2 separate regions of the Homo sapiens genome follow, and region 1 is linked to region 2. The links are chromatin loops, found by intact Hi-C in ENCODE. Cell type or tissue: CD14-positive monocyte. All regions are shown on one strand. Links, peaks and the distances in the headings refer to the core of each region. The heading gives the core; the rest is flanking DNA.

Region 1 (5,385 bases), core at 177-5,176, 85 kb before region 2:
CAACTTTTTTGAATATGACCAAGTTGGCCACAATTATAGCAGGCTCCAAGAGAAGAATTAATGGGACCAGTTTGGTTGGTGTCCTTCATGGCCGGTGCCCACAGAATAGCTTTGTGGGTATCTGATCCAATGCCTTCACAAGCTTTAATATATGCAGGCAACACCTCGTGATCAGGTAAATTTTGCGTTGGACAGAATGCATGGCCATTTTACATTCATGGTTTGCATTTTCAAAAGCTAACATATAAAGGAGAATGCCTTGAGTGCGCTCATCAGAGACAGATTTTTGAACAGCATCTTGTAATTTAGCCAAAAAATCTGGGTATAATTCAGAGTGACTTTGTTTAACTATGGTAAAAGGAACAGGAGCTTGGCCTGGAGCGTGTAATTTATCCCAAGCTCTCATACACACCTTTGTTACTTGTTCTGTGGTAAGGGCATCAAAGTTTAACTGGGCATAAGCATCAGAGAAACTATCGGAGCCTGTGAGCTGAGCCTGAGTAATTAGAATGCCATTACTGCTATTTAGCTGAGCCTGCAAATGGGCCTCTTCTGACCACCAGGTATGGAATACGGAATTGTAAATGCTGAGATGGGGTTAGAACAGCTTTTGCCAAAAGGTCCCAATCTAAGGGAAGTAAGTGACTTCAGTACGAAAAGTTTGTAAAACCATCTTAACATAAGGAGAAGTAGGACCATACTGAGTACAAGCATCCCTAAATTCTTTTAAAAAAGGTAAGATTGAACAGCGCATATCGATGCAGACCGGTTTAGGACCCGAAACGACAGGAGGGTGAGGGGCTGTAGTGGATGGGGGATGGCCTGGAGAATGATAGGTAAAGTGTAGTTTGGTCCTGGAGCCATTAGCTGATGCTGGAGGTTTGAAGAGAGAAGAATTAGCATATCTATGGTACATGCAGCAAAGATCCCTACCTTAACAGAGCTTGCATTAGAGTGGGGTGAAAAAACGTAAGCAATCAACACACTAACAGAACACACTGTATAGTATGTAAGGAGATGATAACTGCCATGACAGAGGAGAAAACCTAGAATAAGGTAAGGGGAGTCACAAGTACTGGTAGGGGCAAAAGGGTGAACTTCATTTATAAGGTGATAAGTAGGTCACATCTGAGTAAAGACTTGGAGGAGAGAGGTGGCCAAGAGGGTATCTGGGGTAGGAGGGACCCAGACAGAGGAAAGAGCCAGAGCAAAGGCCCTGGGGCAGGGATTTGCCTGCCATACATAAACAACAGCAAGGAGGTGGCGAGTGGGTAGTGTGGAGTGAACAAGGGGATTGGGTGTTGAGAGACACAGTCAGAGAGGGAGTGAGATTGGAGAGAGTAGATACATTTTAGCTTTATTAATAATGTCTTGTCCTGTAAAAAAAAAATGCTTTCCTGTAAAAGTGGCTCATGTCTTGTGTGTGCATTTACAATGTATTTAGAAGCAAGTTATTAGAAGGTAACAAAGTGGAGACTGTATAAACCATTGTTTCACAAAGTTTGGATCAGAGGCAGATTTCCCGTGAAAGTGATGAAGCTGAAGCTTCAGGGCTTCTTGGATGGCCCTGGAGGAGCCCTAGCAGTATTCATGTAATCCATTTTACAAAACATATCTTAAACATTAATTAGACCACAGCCTCTGTCTACTCTAACATCCCCTTCATCACATTTCTGTTTTTGTTGGGTGGCATCTCAGTTATGGGCATTTTGAGGTCTGGCCAAGGGGAAGTAGAAATGGGAAGTACTTAGTTGGGGTTAGCGGGATACATGTATGAGGGTTGCAAACTCTTGTGTGTGAAGTTCCCGCTACCCACTTCAGTGAAGAAATGGCATCCAGGAATATTCTTGCTGCCCTCTGCACTGACTCACTGGCAATGGCCATGGACATGTTGCAATCGGGCTGCAGGTGGGAAGCAGAGGAGAAAGCAGGTTGGAAGTGAACAACAGCCAGAGCTATTCAGTAGCAAAGTATTGTGGAAGCACGAAGGCATTTAATTAACTAAAATTATGCTGCTATTTTTTATGCTGTCATGTTCTTTGTAGTATTTGTATTTTTTTAACCTGAACTAATTCCCTGGGATTTCTTTTTTTTTATTCTAATTGAATTTATTTTTGTTCCTATTTGTATTTCCAGTTTTGTTCTTTTATTATTTTTCTTTTTCATGAGAATACTCCAAATTATATAAGCCTCAGGTCATTTTTAAAAACCTGGTTTGGTTAAGATAAGGAGAAAGAAAAGATGATAAGGACAAAGTACAAGATGAAGGGAGGTCCATTGGTCCTTTTTGTGGAGGGAGAACTTAGAATATGTATACAAAGGCTAAACAAGAGCTGTGGAATAAAAGCTAAAGGTAGAAGAAGAGGAAATATGTCCTATATCACTCTGGTGTCATATGCTGCCGCACAAAAACTCAGTTGTACTCTTCAACATGATATATACTAGCTGTTCACTTTCCACATATCCATCATTTCCAAAAACATTCTCAACCACTAAAAGATAAAAATGTCTGTGACCCCAGGGCTTTCAAGTTCCTGTTCATTCAGCCTTCCAACCATTCATCCATCTATTCAACAAATGTTTATTAAGCACTTACCCTGTCCTGGTTTGTACACGGAAATACCTAGGCATTCATTTCTACAGTGCTTCTGATTGGTCCAGCCCATGCCCTATAATCCCTCTGACAGAATAAGTTCAACCCTCATACATGTATCCCACTAACCCCAACTAAGTACTTCCCATTTCTACTTCCCCTTGGCCAGACCTCAAAATGCCCATAACTGAGATGCCACCCAACAAAAACAGAAATGTGATGAAGGGGATGTTAGAGAAGACAGAGGCTGTGGTCTAATTAATGTTTAAGATATGTTTTGTAAAATGGATTACATGAATACAGTCATCGCACAACCACAACATGCCTGGCGCTGTGCTAGACTCTGCTGTCAGCAAGGCAGATACAGTCTCTGGCCTCTTGGAGCATACAGCCTAGGAGGACATTCTTTCTAGGAGTTTAAAATCACTAGACATATTCCAGATTTGTTCTCCTTCTGTTAGTTGTTTCCACATGAATTAATAGAAGCGGTCATAATAGGCAGTCTAGATCAATGTTTTTCAGTCTTGACATTATTGACATTTTGGGCCACATAATTCTTTTTTGTAGGGGGCTGTTCTGTGCATTGTAAGATGTTTGCCAGCATTCCTGGTATCTGCCCACTAGGTGCCAGTAACACTTGTCCAGTTGTGACAGCCAAAAATGTATCCAGATATTGCCAAATGTCCCTTGAGGGACAAAATTCTCCCACATTCACCCTGGTTGAGAAGTACTGAGCTAGGTCATCTTTGGCAGACTCCCCAGGATGTCTCAGACTTACACTCAGGAAGATAGCACAATCCACTGTCTGATGACAGAGGCAGGTAGTAACACCAGACAGATCACTTATATATATATAATTTTTTTTATGGAGTTTCACTTTTGTCACCCAGGCTGGAGTGCAGTGGTGCAATCTCAGCTCACTGCAACCTCCACCCCCCAGGTTCAAGCAATTCTCCTGCCTCAGCCTCCCAAGTAGCTAGGATTACAGGCATGCACCACCACGCCGGGCTAATTTTTTGTATTTAGTAGATACGGGGTTTCACCATGTTGGTCAGGCTAGTCTCAAACTCCTGACCTCAGGTGATCCACCTGCTTCGGCCTCCCAAAGTGCTGGGATTACAGGTGTGAACCACCATGCTCAGCCAATTTCAGTATATTATGAGTGCTGATGACAGGTAAGCATACAGTATTGTATCTTTCTTCTCTCCCTCCTTAACCACCCATGTGTAACAATTCCAAAAAGGCTGTCCTGATGGTTGGCTGTAACTTCTTACCGAGAAATAAAGAAGTGATTAACTGCTGATAAAATCTTGATTTGCCTTCTTAACAATTCCACTTTTTAGGAAGTAGCTGAAGCAACCTTTTAAAAAACTACTATTTTGATTTAATTCTAACAGGAAGTATTTGGTGATATGTCTGGATGATTGGGATAAAGTAACAAAGTTGGATCTTATTCTTTTACTTTCTTAATGAACTCGCTTTCACTTTTAAAAAAAAGAAGAAGAAATAGAACCAGATCCTGTCTGTGCCCGCCCATGTTTCTAGTCTGTAGAAAAACAGAATTGTAACGGGAAAAAATTCAGATCAAAGGAAGTCATAATCCCAGGACCATAGAGTCTCCCCAGGAAAGGGAAAGGTTTTAAAGAGTAAGTTCCGGTTACTCCAATAAAACAAGACACATGGTTGGCTTCTTTGGTTTCCTCATATATTGAGAAAAATAAAAATAATAAAAACAAAACACATGGTTTCTAGTAAAACTCTTAAGGAAGAAAAGAAGATGAGTGTTAAGGATGTGGAGACAGAGTTACCTGAAGCTCTCTCATAAGATTAAATATTTAACAAGCCTGTACAACCCTTTTTAGGAAGTAATTTTGCAATAGCTACCAAGACCTCAGGTTTGTGTCTTGGTGAGAAGCTGAGCAGGCTACTATTTTTTGAGATGGGAACTATAATGAGTTCAGTGGGCAACACTGCAATGCAATCTGAAGGTGAGGAAGGAGAAACAATAAAAATAGACTCTTCTCTTCAGACGTTGCAATTTGAATGGGAAAAAGAATGGTAGGGCGGTATGTAAAGGGTCATGAAAAAGTAGAGAGTATTTTGTTTTTGTTATTCAAGTAGGGAAAGACCTAAGCTATGGTAGGCCAAGGAAAGGATTCAGTGGAGGGAAGACATGAAGAGAAGGGAGGTGATTGACGAGCCTGGGCTAGTGGGACTCAGAGCAGAGTTAGTGGCACAGGTCTTGACTGGGAGGAGGGACACTTCATCCTCTGAGGGAAAAGAGAAGGAGGAAAGACAGCTGGTGGTGGAGAAAAGTTACCAGTTTGAAGATAGTGGGCAGGAAGTTGAAGGGCTTCCTGCCTAATGGTCTCTAGTTTCGATTTCTTCTGCAAAGAAGGAGGCACATGCTTTGCTGAGAGGGCAGAGGACTGAGGTAAGGGGCCTTGAGGATAGGGTGAAAGTTTGAAATAGCCACTGTGGGAAATGGGAGAAAGAATTTATCAGGGCCAGTAAGAGCTACTCTGAGACCCCAGCTTGACTGAAACAATGACTCAAAATTTATTCCTTCCTTCTTTCCTTTGCTCCCTCCCTCCATCCACCCATCCCTCCATGCATACATGCGTACATGAACTTCCTCATGTATTCACTCATCGAATAACTATGCAGTAAGCAGTTACTATGTGCTTGGCTCTGTAAGGGTGCAATAGATAGATGTGGCTCCTTCCCTTGAGCTTCATTCCAGTGAATCAACAAAATTAATCAGATGATTTCGCTATTGGTGATAAGTGTTA
Region 2 (5,385 bases), core at 131-5,130:
CCTGTTTGCAGATGACATGATTGTATATCTAGAAAACCCCATTGTCTCAGCCCAAAATCTCATTAAGCTGATAAGCAACTTCAGCAAAGTCTCAGGATACAAAATCAATGTGTAAAAATCACAAGCATTCTTATACACCAATAACAGACAAACAGAGAGCCAAATCATGAGTGAACTCCCATTCACAATTGCTTCAAAGAGAATAAAATACCTAGGAATCCACCTTACAAGGGACGTGAAGGACCTCTTCAAGGAGAACTACAAACCACTGCTCAAGGAAATAAAAGAGGATAAAAACAAATGGAAGAACATTCCATGCTCATGGGTAGGAAGAATCAATATCATGAAAATGGCCATACTGTCCAAGGTAATTTATAGATTCAATGCCATCCCCATCAAGCTACCAATGACTTTCTTCACAGAATTGGAAAAAACTACTTTAAAGTTCATATGGAACCAAAAAAGAGCCCGCATCGCCAAGTCAATCCTAAGCCAAAAGAACAAAGCTGGAGGCATCATGCTACCTGACTTCAAACTATGCTACAAGGCTACAGTAACCAAAACAGCATGGTACTGGTACCAAAACAGAGATATAGATCAATGGAACAGAACAGAGCCCTCAGAAATAACGCCGCATATCTACAACTATCTGATCTTTGACAAACCTGACAAAAACAAGCAATGGGGAAAGGATTCCCTATTTAATAAATGGTGCTGGGAAAACTGGCTAGCCATATGTAGAAAGCTGAAACTGGATCCCTTCCTTACACCTTATACAAAAATCAATTCAAGATGGATTAAAGACTTAAACGTTAAACCTAAAACCATAAAAACCCTAGAAGAAAACCTAGGCATTACCATTCAGGACATAGGCACGGGCAAGGACTTCATGTCTAAAACACCAAAAGCAATGGCAACAAAAGCCAAAATTGACAAATGGGATCTAATTAAACTAAAGAGCTTCTGCACAGCAAAAGAAACTACCATCAGAGTGAACAGGCAACCCACAAAATGGGAGAAAGTTTTTGCAACATACTCATCTGACAAAGGACTAATATCCAGAATCTGCAATGAACTCAAACAAATTTACAAGAAAAAAACAAACAACCCCATCAAAAAGTGGGTGAAGGACATGAACAGACACAGGAACACTTTTACACTGTTGGTGGGACTGTAAACTAGTTCAACCATTGTGGAAGTCAGTGTGATGATTCCTCAGGGATCTAGAAACAGAAATACCATTTGACCCAGCCATCCCATTACTGGGTATATACCCAAAGGACTATAATTCATGCTGCTATAAAGACACATGCACACGTATGTTTACTGCGGCACTATTCACAATAGCAAAGACTTGGAACCAACCCAAATGTCCAACAATGATAGACTGGATTAAGAAAATGTGGCACATATACACCATGGAATACTATGCAGCCATAAAAAATGATGAGTTCATGTTCTTTGTAGGGACATGGATGAAATTGGAAATCATCATTCTCAGTAAACTATCGCAAGAAGAAAAAACCAAACACCGCATATTCTCACTCATAGGTGGGAATTGAACAATGAGAACACATGGACACAGGAAGGGGAACATCACACTCTGGGGACTGTTGTGGGGTGGGGGGAGGGGGGAGGGATAGCATTGGGAGATATACCTAATGCTAGATGACGAGTTAGTGGGTGCAGCGCACCAGCATGTCACATGTATACAAATGTAATTAACCTGCACATTGTGCACATGTACCCTAAAACTTAAAGTATAATTAAAAAAAAAAGAACAGAACGTGCTGGTTTTCTCCTGATGGAGAATAAAAGTGAAAGCTTGAAACTCTGGAGACTAAGAGCAGAACCTGTCCCCTCATCATGAATATCTCAAGATCTGTGTTCCCCTAGCCTCCAAGTCCCAGGCCCATCCCCCTGTCATCTGTCAGGTTCTTAGAGGTGAGCAGTGAGAATCCACAGGGACAGGAATTACCAGTGTGCCAGGCTTGAGCTCCCCCACTGAAACCACTTATGGGACATGAAAGGCCCAACTCAGGGTGAAGGGTGACTCCCAGCGGCTGGCAGGAGAGGGAGGAAGGGGAAAGAGATGCAAGAGAACCAGATACAAAACACAAATCCCAAGGCACTACATCACCACAGGTCTTTAAAAACCTGGACATCTCTGGAAACATGACTGAAATGACATGCTGCAGACTACATGCGTCTTGGAACTGACTGTGGCTGATCCTCCATCTCATGCCTCCACAATTCAGCCTCTCTGGAAATGCTCAGGCTCCTTGTGATACATTAGTCAAAGAGATGTGAGGGTCACAAGGACACCGTCTAGAGCTGCGTGACCTGAGGTTATAGCACATGCGCACAGACTTACGCACCCACGCGCACGTGCGCACACATACACACACACACACACGCACACACAGAGCCTGGCTCCCATAGAGGCAGCACCTCAATGAAAATTGCACATTCCTAGAGTAAACCAGTGTACGCAGCAAATAGACGAGCCTGGGAGGCAGTGGAGGGGTGGACTTACCTATGAAAAGACCAAGGAGGAGCAACAACCATGGTAGAGAATGGGCCATAAAGTGCACCTGCAGAACTGCTTGTCACATGGCAGCAGATGACGGACTATGCATGCGTAAATGTCAGCCTACTACCAGTTCCTGTTTTTAGTGTCACCACTTTAATCACATGTAGTTTATGTGTCACAAGATATGAAGATGAGCGGACGCAAAAGAAAGAAGGATGAGAAGCGCCTGAACGAGCTACTTAAAAGCCAACGCCGGTGACATCACAGCCTTGCTTTAAACCCCTCGGGGGTGTACCACCCCCACAAGGCTAAAGTCCGGGGTCAAAGTCCTTGTGGACAAGGCCCTTCATGATTGGCTTGTGTCTTGCCAACCTACCTGGCCACACTCTGTCACCAAGTCTCACAGCTTGGACTCCAGTCACCACAGACTGCTTCTAAAGCAGTCCCCTTGGGATTTCTCATTTTTGTAAATGCAGCTCTACTTCCTCAGGCCATCTTACTGATTGGATTGCCCTAGTCTCTGTCATCTACCTCACCCTAACACCCTCCTATTGCCCATCTCCAGTCATCACCACCTTGGGAAAGGCCTCCCTGAAGCCCCAGGCTAGGATGGTGCTAGGACATCCATTCCCTCTTGCTGTTGGACATCAGGCCTGTGGTTATGGGTCAGGACACTTGTACTACCAGCCTCCCAGTTCTCAGGCCTTCTGACTCAGACCGGGACCTACACCACCAGCTTCCCTGGTACTCCAGCTTGCAGTCACCAGATCATGAGACTTCTCAGCCTCCATGATCATGTGAGCCAATTCCTATTAAAAGAGAAAAAAGGAAACAATATATATATTCAAGGTGTGGTTTCTCTGAAGATCCCTGGCTAATACAACTGCCTGTGGCATTTGACACTTGAAATACTCTCTCCTCCTGGACGCCAGGATACCGTTCCCCCCGGGTTCTCTTCTCTCCTTCACTCAATGCATATTCGTTGAGTTCCTGCTAGGTGCCACAAAAGCTCTGTGCTAAGGACTGGGGATACAGAGATGAAAGGAAGTGTCTGCAACCGTGTTGCTTACAGTCTAGTGGGAAAGAAAATTTATGTCAATAAAAAATAAAGTAATGCAGGTGGTTTTACTTTCTGGTTGGGTACAGTGTGTTGGGCATGAGGCTTTCTGGTTTGAATACTGCCTCTGCTGCTTGCTAGTTGTGTGACCTAGGCAAACTACCTGCCAATCAATGAGAGTTAGGAGTTCTCCTTTATAATTTATTTCCTTGAAGATGGTTTTTGCACATAAAAATTTATTCATAGGCCATATTGCTTTTAAGAACTCATATTCAATTTATTAAATAAATAAATTTAAAACCTAAGTCAGCCTTAAGTTCAGTTCAGCTTACAAATCTTACTGTTCTGCTTACAAATTAGGCAAATTTTAACTACCCTTCTTGAGGACTATTAATAAGATTTAACTCATGGCCAGGCATGGTGGCTCACACCTGGAATCCTAGCACTTTGGGAGGCCGAGGCAAGTGGATCACTTCGAGCTCAGGAGTTCGAGACCAGCCTGAGCAACATGGCGAAACCCCATCTCTACAAGAAATACAAAAATGAGCCGGGCATGGTGGCTCATGACTGTGGTCCCAGCTACTCAGGAGGCTGAGGCTGGAGGATCGCTTGAGCAGGGAAGTAAAGGTTGTAGTGAGCCGAGATCGTACCACTGCACTTCAGCCTTGGTCACAGAGCAACATCCTGTCTCAAAAGTAAAATAATAATAATAATAATAATTTGACTCATTTTACAAATTTATAAGTTGATTCCCTTATTATTCTAACTTATAAATGTAATATATTTAGTTTTGTTTTAAAGTATTTTAATCAGCAAATAAACTTCCCAAATACTTAAAGGCTTGTAAACCTAATACATTAAACTTCTAAGTGTGGTCATTCTTAAGTTGTCTTAAATTATTCAATTCTTCATGTAAATTAAGATTTCCAACTAAAATCACAAATGCACAAATGTAAATCAATTGCATAGTTTAAATCAGAAACACAAATATCTCAGTTCATTCTGGCTGCTATAACAAAAATATCTTAAACTGGGCAATTTATAAGTAGTGGAAATTTATTTCTTATGGTTCTGCAAGCTGGGAAGTCCAAGATCAAGGTGCCAGCAGACTCTCGGTCTGGTTAGGGCTCACTCTGTGCTTCCAAGGTGGGGCCTTGTTGCTGCATCCTCCAGAGGAGATGAACACTGTCTTCACATGGCAGAATAGTGGAAGGGCAAGAAAGGGCCAGATAACTCTTTGAAGTCTCTTTTATAAGGGCATTAATCCCATATATGAAAGCAGAGTGCTCATGACTTAATCATTTCCCAAAAGGCCCCACCTCTCAATACTATCGCTTTGGGGTTTAAGTTCCAACATATAGGACAGGCACAGTGGCTCACACCTGTAATCCCAGCACTTTGGGAGGCCGAGGCAGGTGGATTACCTGTGGTTGGGAGTTCGAGACCAGCCTGGCCAACATAGTGAAACCCTGTCTCTACTAAAAATACAAAATTAGTCAGGTGTGGTGGCACGTGCCTGTAGTCCCAGCTACTCGGGAGTCTGAGGCAGGAGAATCACTTGAACCCAAGAGGCAAAGGTTGCAGTGAGCTGAGATTGCACCACTACACTCCAACCTGGGTGATAGAGTGAGACTCCATCTCATTAAAAAAAAAAAAGTTTCCAACATATGAATTTTGGAGGGACAAATACATTCAAACCGTGGCAACAAAGTTTACTACAATTTTAATGAACTAAATTTCCTCAAACAATACATATACTTAAAAAATACTAACTGATTACCTTGAACATGTCTAT

Evidence for each region. Peaks named below come from ENCODE experiments on the same cell type or tissue, not always from the same donor. Only the 100,000 strongest peaks of a DNase experiment are listed, where the experiment ranks them.
Region 1: it touches region 2 in a loop (2.0-fold over the local background); 3 of 110 quality-filtered maps call a loop at or near these places.

Annotation. Positions count from the first base shown.
Region 1 is chr1:160,702,637-160,708,021 of GRCh38, forward strand. The region is part of intron 1 of CD48 (CD48 molecule); the gene reads right to left. It overlaps LOC124904439 (endogenous retrovirus group K member 18 Env polyprotein), which reads left to right. Exons shown (of 1, transcript XM_047438433.1): 1 at 1-2,722. Among named protein-coding and RNA genes, the nearest start is that of CD48, 6.5 kb to the right of the region's middle. In CD14-positive monocyte, for the core only: a CTCF peak has its summit at 3,178 (motif pointing right); DNase peaks (open chromatin) are centred at 1,835, 2,705, 3,305 and 4,485; H3K4me3 peaks cover 4,832 bases; H3K27ac peaks cover 4,883 bases.
Region 2 is chr1:160,787,259-160,792,643 of GRCh38, forward strand. LOC105371470 (a long non-coding RNA gene) reads right to left here and starts at 2,604. Exons shown (of 3, transcript NR_188636.1): 1 at 2,537-2,604. RefSeq lists a silencer at 2,171-2,363 and enhancers at 2,694-2,813, 2,864-2,933, 2,964-3,083. In CD14-positive monocyte, for the core only: no CTCF peak of the experiment used is centred there; DNase peaks (open chromatin) are centred at 2,683 and 3,253; H3K27ac peaks cover 1,426 bases.